3 separate regions of the Homo sapiens genome follow, and regions 1 and 2 are each linked to region 3. The links are chromatin loops, found by intact Hi-C in ENCODE. Cell type or tissue: natural killer cell. All regions are shown on one strand. Region 1 has its middle 25 kb from the start of TNFSF11. Region 2 overlaps TNFSF11 (TNF superfamily member 11). Region 3 has its middle 47 kb from the start of LINC02341.

Region 1 (2,500 bases), 170 kb after region 3:
AATCCCCAGACATTTCTCCCATCTCTTCATTTATTTCCCCTCTAACTCAAAGTCTCAGGACTTGTTTCCCAGCCAGACTTCCAATGCAGACAGTTATGACTCTTAGCCCGATGGGCTCTTGGAAGGCTCAGCCTTTGTCTTTTCAATTTTTGTGTCCTGCACAGTATTTAGCATGGCCTTCTTCATACAGTGGATACTCCATAAACTGTTGTTGGACTTAACGCAGTATGTAGGTCACCCCAATGCAGGCTTCCAGGCAGTCTCCAGAAAGTTCACCAGCCTTCAGAGATGAAAAGTGGAGACTGGGAGCCTCACCCTTCACTTTCATTTCAAGCAGAGCCAGCTCATAAAGACAGAATCACTCTTTCTCATGTTTTTCCTGGAAGACAAAGTGTGGGCATATGATCACCAAGTGTGCTTTGTGGTCTCAATTTCACTGTCTACTAGCTTATAAGGTTTTATTTTATTTCTAGACTTAACTACTTTGAACTCCAGGAGGAATATTACAGCATGCCCTGGCAATAACTCCTTTACCTTCAGTCAGGTAACAAAATGACAGCTCAGATAGCATGGTGGCCCCAAACAGAAACAACATTCGAGATCAAACTGGAAACTTCATATGGTCAAAGTTTACTGACTTTCTCTAGATTGCTTTCTTCATAAGAAATGTGAAGGTAGCGCCAAAGCAATATACTTCCCAGCTTATGGGCCTCACTGAGCCTCAGTGTCCAGTTTAAAACTGCTCTTGATCCTTGTGTCTTGATCTTGGTAACAACAACTTCATTAGCAGCATGATCCAAATCCTATGTCCCTTTGCCATGGGATAATTCATTTTGAATTTGATAGAAATTATTCAGCCCTTTTAGCAGGGTGTAATTGTTTAGTGTTAACCTCGAGTCATTTGCCTGGGAACAAATCCTGGCTCCAGTACTTACTAGATCTTAGGGATCCTATATATGACTTAACTTTCTGGACTTCAGTTTCATTATCCATAAAATGGGAGTATTTATTTATTTTAAATAAAGGACTGGTGTCTAAAACTATTATGATTAATTAATTAGTCAATACATGTAAAATGCATTGACTAGGACCCTGAACATAGTAATTGTTGGATTTGTTAGATGTTATTATTTTAAAGTGATCTCTTCACTCAAAAAAGGAAATGGCAGAGAATTCTATTGGCTTTGTTGTGAACTCTACCTCTAATTCCTTTCCCTCTGCTTCCTTTCTTTTTCTTTTCAGAACATGTTGGAAATTATAAGCAAACTTGTAAGTGATGTATGTATATTTAGTTTCATAGACAACCTCAGTGTTACTTTCTGGCATTCTTCCAAAGTATCTTACAAGTTATCAATCTTGCCAGGACAGAGTGTGTTTTCTGACCACTTCCCCTTTGCAATTAAGGACTGTGACCACTCGCTTACGCACAGACTGAGACCAGCAGCCTTAACCCCAAAGGAGGTCAGAAACTCCCAGCTCTCCCCGCCAAGGGGGCTAGCTGAGAACCCGATACTGTGTGTTTCAAGGCTGTGGCTAAGGCTGTGACCATAGGAACTGGGAACACCCACCAACACCCTGTTTCCCCCAGCCCCACTTCCTTCGCTTCAATGCCATTAAGCATGGTTGCAGCGCCTTTGTGAATGTTTTGAGTAGAGTTAGGTTTCTGGTGTTTATTGTTGAATTGCTAAAGATTTGGAGAGAAGACAAACAGACAAACAGACATACAATGAAGCAGATGACAAACACCCCTGGACAGACTAGCACTATGAGCAGACACGCTCAGGACGACCCAGGGTCCTGCGGAGAGGTCCGGGAAGGTCTGGGCTCTCATCAGAGCCCCAGGATTTGGTCAGTTGCTCTGCAAATAAAACCTGCCTTAGACATCCAGCAAAGAGGCTTTATTTGCATAGGAGATTTGCCAGTCTGGCCTCCAAGATAGTAGGTCACAGTGAGGGTGGTGGTGAGTTTTCCTGTTTACTGTCTACCTTTGTGGACACATTGAATGTGGGGGCTGAAAGGGGTCAGCAAGGGCTGTCTCCTCTCCTGTTTTCAGATTTGGTGTCTCAGTGAAATCCAGTGCTTTGCCTCTTTGATTGTGCTCTGTCTCAGTGCTTCTCAATAGCATGTGATGTGCAGAGAAGTAAAAGAAATGAACAAAGATTTCTCTTCTGAAGGTGTGGGAGGGCATGGGAGTGGGGCTGGTTGGGCTGATGATGGAAAGGTCAGATTGCATTGTGTCGTCCACAGGCTTTCCAGCTGGGCAGGAAGGCTTCCCCCTCTGACTGCATCATGGCACTTCTTGTACATACTCACTTACCCACAGAAACTAAACTCCGCATGGATAGAGGCTGTGCCTATGCGGTTGGCTATTGCACACCCAGCATCACCACAGTGCCTGGCACTATCAGACTCTTCGTGCCTATTTGTTGAAATGTCTACAAATAGACTAAATACATATCAGTTGGGATGGCCTTGATTTAAAATATATTAAGCCCCATTG
Region 2 (2,500 bases), 200 kb after region 3:
TTAATTTTTAAAAGAGAGAAAGAGACTTGTCATTAATTTGACTGAGCTTTGTAATCTCACGTAGCTTTTCTTTTTCGCTTAGTTTGTACATGCTAATAAGAAAATGCAGGTGAAGTACCTTGAATATTTAACAAACAAAGAGGACAAGTTAAATTCTCATTATTAAAACAGATGATAGCTAATTATTGTTACCCTTTACTTCACAGTTGAAACCACCACAAAGGCTTGGAAGGAGCAGGCAGACAATTTTAAAGAGTAGTGATTAAAGATATTCTAATGCTGGACACCTATTCTTAACAGGCAATCAGCTAATTACTCAATGGGTATATTTTGGGTGGGACAATTCCTTACATTACAGGAATCTTAGCATCCCTCCAGCACACGTCTGTAATATCTGTTCATGCAGCCTCCCCACCCTAACGTGATGACACCAAATATCACCTGCATCCATTCCCAAACACCCGCTGACAGGTATACCATTCCAGCTTGAGAAACACTGATGAGAGGGTCAACAAAAAAGACAGATGACACGTCTGACTTCAAGTTTTGTTTGGAGGTAAAAAAGTGGATTTTTCTCTCCCTTCTTTGGCTGATTAAGGAAAAAAGGCCAGGCCAACATGGTGGTTAAAGATGATGTTGATTTCGCCTGTTTTATATAGGTTTCATGCTCTGAATTTCAAAGTGGGCCTCATAATCCCATCTAGCATGTTGCATATAGTTGATTTAAAGACAAAAAGCTTCCTCTGCCTTCAGTGACCACATGTGATTTCCTTGGTGCCCCTCCCCTCTATGAACACTTTCATGTTGTTAGACAAGTTTGACAATTTCCCCCATGAATCACGCACATACACTTCTGTCATTGTTAAAAGCCCATCGCAGGACTAACTGTGCCTTGTCCTGTGGATGATAGTCAGTTACTCGTTCAAATGAATTAGAAGTCAACGTTTTCACCATCTTGAGGTTCATTGTATTAACTATTCATTGTTGGGGACATAAAGACTCTTGCGAGTATGAATTTTTTGTTCTTAAGTCACACTGTATTAAATAGCAGGATGACTAGTGATAAGCACTCTAACGTCCTTACTGTTTCTCCTCCTCAGATGGATCCTAATAGAATATCAGAAGATGGCACTCACTGCATTTATAGAATTTTGAGACTCCATGAAAATGCAGATTTTCAAGACACAACTCTGGAGAGTCAAGATACAAAATTAATACCTGATTCATGTAGGAGAATTAAACAGGCCTTTCAAGGAGCTGTGCAAAAGGTAAGTCCACATCGAGGCTGATAAGTCAAGGGCCCTTGCTGACTCTACCAATACTGAAAATTAAAACTGGCTAAGTGCTGTTGACTCTGCTCTTTTTATTCTAATAATTTGTAAAAGAGCTACAGGGAATGCTTTAAAGAGATTAGCAGAATTATTTTGAAGTTGGTAGTGATTGATTATGGCAATCAGGGACGTTCATGCAAATATTCTTTTCTTTCTTTTCTTTTTTCTTTTAAAGAGGAGGGATTTAAATTCACACTTAAATTCACACCTTAAGACTAAGGTGGCTGTGGCCTGTCTGTGAGTCAGTATGCTAGTTTGAATTCCCTGACCTAAAAACCATCCGCTCAGTTCACAGGACTTTCTGGTAGCTGTTTCCTTTCTGTTTGGCTTCGTAATGGCAGGGCCCCTTATTCCACATCTGTTGATCCAGGGCTCTGATGAGAAGCAGTTGTAACTCTTGGTCCTTTGCTGTCATCTGTGGTGAAGTAGGCAGAGCAGGAAACAATGTGAGATGGAGATTCTGTGTCCGTGTTCTCATTTTCTGGGAGAGCTGAGTGACAAGAGAAGAGTTAGGGACAGAGAAGACCAATGACTTCTCTTACACCGACAGCCCCAGTTGGGAAACACTGTAATAACTGCCAGTTTTACTTTCCTGGACAAAGCCACTTGAGAATTCTGCAGCCCAAGAATTATTTTACTCACTGACTCCACCAAAACCCGGGTAGAACACAAACAGTGACCCCAGTGCAAAACCTGTGTGTACGTTATATACCTGCATGCATGCATCCACTTCTACATCCCAGCCTCTGTGTTGCAACTCCCTGGGTCTCTGGTCATTCCAGAGTAACTCTTGAAGTTCTCAAAGCCCTTACCTCTAAATTTAATTCTAATGTAGTTTATTTTTTAAAAATCCACATATAGTAATATAATTATTTAAAAAGAGGACATGTGTCAGAGGTAGAGGTAGGAAGATGTAGCTGTTTTGTAAAGCCAGCTAACAAAGGTGAACGTCTGTAATACCATCAGAGGTAGAGGAAGGAAGATGTAGCTGTTTTATAAAGCCAGCTAATGAAGGTAAACGTCTGTAACACCCTGATAGTTGAGATTTGCTGTATTTTATCGAATCTAAGTTACCAATTTTCAGCCTACTTTGTTATTTCATGCATCACTAAGAAAGAAGAAACTGTTGATTAAAAAAATTAAACATGATCATCATAGGTTCTAGAGGT
Region 3 (2,500 bases):
GATTAAATTCTGGCCAATGGGATGTGAGTTGCAACTTCTTGCTAATACCCTTTAAAAAGAAACTGATTGCTCTGTACTCTCTTTTACCCTTCCTTTGGGGCAGAATAAAGAGGAGGTGCTGCAGATAAGAGCAACATTCTAGGGAATGTTGCTAGGGCAACAAGTGGAAACACTTGGAAAAGTGTATTTGGCTCTATAGAAATTAGATTTAATTTTTTTTAAAAACAGAAGATGATCCTGGGTCCCTGGAGGACCTCATGGAGCAGAGTCAGCTTCTTGGCCTTGCCTTACCCACAACCTATGTGCTCCTCTGTTAAAAGGAAATATTTTTCCATTCTGCTTGAGGCACTGTGTTTTGTGTAACTTTGCTACAGCAACTTGGGCTATGCCCTAATACTAGATGTGTTCTAAATTTTCCACACTTGCTGTTTTCCCATTGGATGAAGGGCTTGTGAGACACAGCATATGTTAAAAAAAAAAAAAAGACTTCTCTATTACTCTTTTTCAAGGTGGCAGACAAAGTTCAAATTCACATTATAGGCTCTTTTAGTATATTACATGTCCTCAGCACTGGTACTTGGTTCCCTCCCTCCCTCCCTTCCTTCCCTCCTTCCTTTTTTCCTTCCTTCCCCTCCTTCCTTCCTCCCCCCACCCCCTTTGTCTTTCTTTCTTGAGACAGGGTCTAGCTCTGTTGCCCAGGCTGGAATACAGTACGTCCCATCCTTGCTCACTGCAGCCTCGAACATCTGTGCTCAATGAATCCTCCTGCCTTAGTCTCCTGAGTAGCTAGGACTGTAGGAGCATGCCACCATGCCAAGCTAATTTTCTATTTTTGTAGAAATTGGGTCTTACTATGTTGCCCAAGCCGGTTTTGAACTCCCTGCTCTTGACCTCCCAAAGAGTTGGGATTACACACGTGAGTCACTGTGCCTAGCCAGTACTCAATTTCATTTTGAAAGTTGTATTTCTGTTTTATTTTTGTTAAATGGAATTAAAATGTCTGTGCAGTGTCTATCATAACCTAGTACAAAAGCAATAAAACTATTGTAAGCACTAAGCAATGTGGTCATTATTGACTTCTTTTTCTAGCAAAGGAAAGAGATAGGAAAATGGCTTTTGCATGGGGAATTTAATGTGTCACAGAAAATGATATAGAAGATAATGTAAATTGTGATGATGTGAACGCGGAGTAGTTTGTGTCGAGCATGATGGCCAATGGCAGCTAACTATGCCCTTCTGGAAACAGATGCACCCCTTTGCGTATATCAAATCTCCAAGCTGCACTGCACCAAAAGAACCCTGGGCACCATGTTACTTAGCTGGAAGGAAATGGGGAAGCTGTGGGAACCCCTATAAAACTCCCTCTGACATATTTAGCCTGTGGCTTGTGGGTATTCACTCAAACTCCAGGAGTGTGGGTTACCTTTAGTCAAATCTGAAGGAGTTTTGCATCTGTCACCCAATGCAGAGCTGAAGGAGAGGGAGCAGGTGTGAAATACAACCCAGACTTCCTTTTTAGTCCCAGTGGGGGTACATTTTTGTCTCACTGTTACCCTTGGTAACTCTGGGATGGTAAATAGTGAGATGAGTAATTCAGAAAGTGGAAACGGAAAGTGTTACTATATCTGCTACGAAGCTTTGCATCAGAAAAGTACTTCCTTTGCTTCTAAAGAGACTTGAAGAGTTTTGGGCTTCTTCTTCTTCTCTCTAGGTAGCTTTTTATTATCTCATGTTATAGTTACTTACATAAACGTATTGCTGGGAATTCTAGTAGCACAGGGATTATAGGAGTTTCCTGTGATTTAACTAAATCACTGGTGTCTTCAATACCATGTCCATGCTTCCCCCACAAACATCAGAGAAAATGACTTCTTGGCATGGGAAGTTTATGAGTCCAGAAATAATCTATATTTAGTATTTTTGGCATGGAGCCCTCCATAATCTGGCTCCAGGCTGCCTTATTCCTAGGCTCTGCCTCTTCCCTCCGTGTGATATCATATCAGATGGCAGAGGCAATGGAACCATCAGACTAGATTGTGGTTTTGGGCCACAAAGCATGACCCATCAGTCTTTCAGATTCTTAGTAGATGGGATGACCCCATGAGCTTTACCACCATAATTTTATTTTTACACCCATGAAAGTCATGGGCACTAGTTGGTGAGATCCAGAGGCCAATCCTGAGGTCCTGAGATGGTTCTCCAGGAGGGAGGTGCGTAGGAAGTGAGAGGTCACACTGTCTTCTCACACTAACCTCAGCCTCAGGGTGTGAGGCCAGCTTCAGAGGGGAGACCACAGTTCTGGGGCCCAGCCGTTTCAGCCACTGCCTTCTTGCCTTCTTTACTAAGGTCGTTAACAAGCATACTCATTAGTGGCAATTTCCCTGGTGGTTTTTGTGATGTGGGATTTGTTTGCTATGAAATGGCTGAATCCGCAAATCATTTAAAATAGTCAATCCTACTGGAGATAGAAATAACTCCTTGCCTGTGTTGATCCTAGCTA

The links. Peaks named below come from ENCODE experiments on the same cell type or tissue, not always from the same donor. Only the 100,000 strongest peaks of a DNase experiment are listed, where the experiment ranks them.
Region 1: it touches region 3 in a loop (8-fold over the local background); 4 of 110 quality-filtered maps call a loop at or near these places.
Region 2: a loop joins it to region 3, with 15 times the contacts of the local background. A loop is called at or near these places in 3 of 110 quality-filtered maps.

Annotation. Positions count from the first base shown.
Region 1 is chr13:42,547,455-42,549,954 of GRCh38, forward strand. No RefSeq gene overlaps it. Among named protein-coding and RNA genes, the nearest start is that of TNFSF11, 25 kb to the right of the region's middle. RefSeq lists an enhancer at 1,897-1,946. In natural killer cell, no CTCF peak of the experiment used is centred here; a DNase peak (open chromatin) is centred at 1,517; H3K27ac peaks cover 1,918 bases.
Region 2 is chr13:42,580,026-42,582,525 of GRCh38, forward strand. TNFSF11 (TNF superfamily member 11) reads left to right here. Exons shown (of 5, transcript NM_003701.4): 2 at 1,101-1,268. Among named protein-coding and RNA genes, the nearest start is that of TNFSF11, 7.1 kb to the left of the region's middle. RefSeq lists an enhancer at 912-2,111. In natural killer cell, no CTCF peak of the experiment used is centred here; no DNase peak of the experiment used is centred here; H3K27ac peaks cover 1,206 bases.
Region 3 is chr13:42,376,378-42,378,877 of GRCh38, forward strand. No RefSeq gene overlaps it. Among named protein-coding and RNA genes, the nearest start is that of LINC02341, 47 kb to the right of the region's middle. RefSeq lists an enhancer at 1,632-1,711. In natural killer cell, no CTCF peak of the experiment used is centred here; DNase peaks (open chromatin) are centred at 1,514 and 2,214; H3K27ac peaks cover 1,652 bases.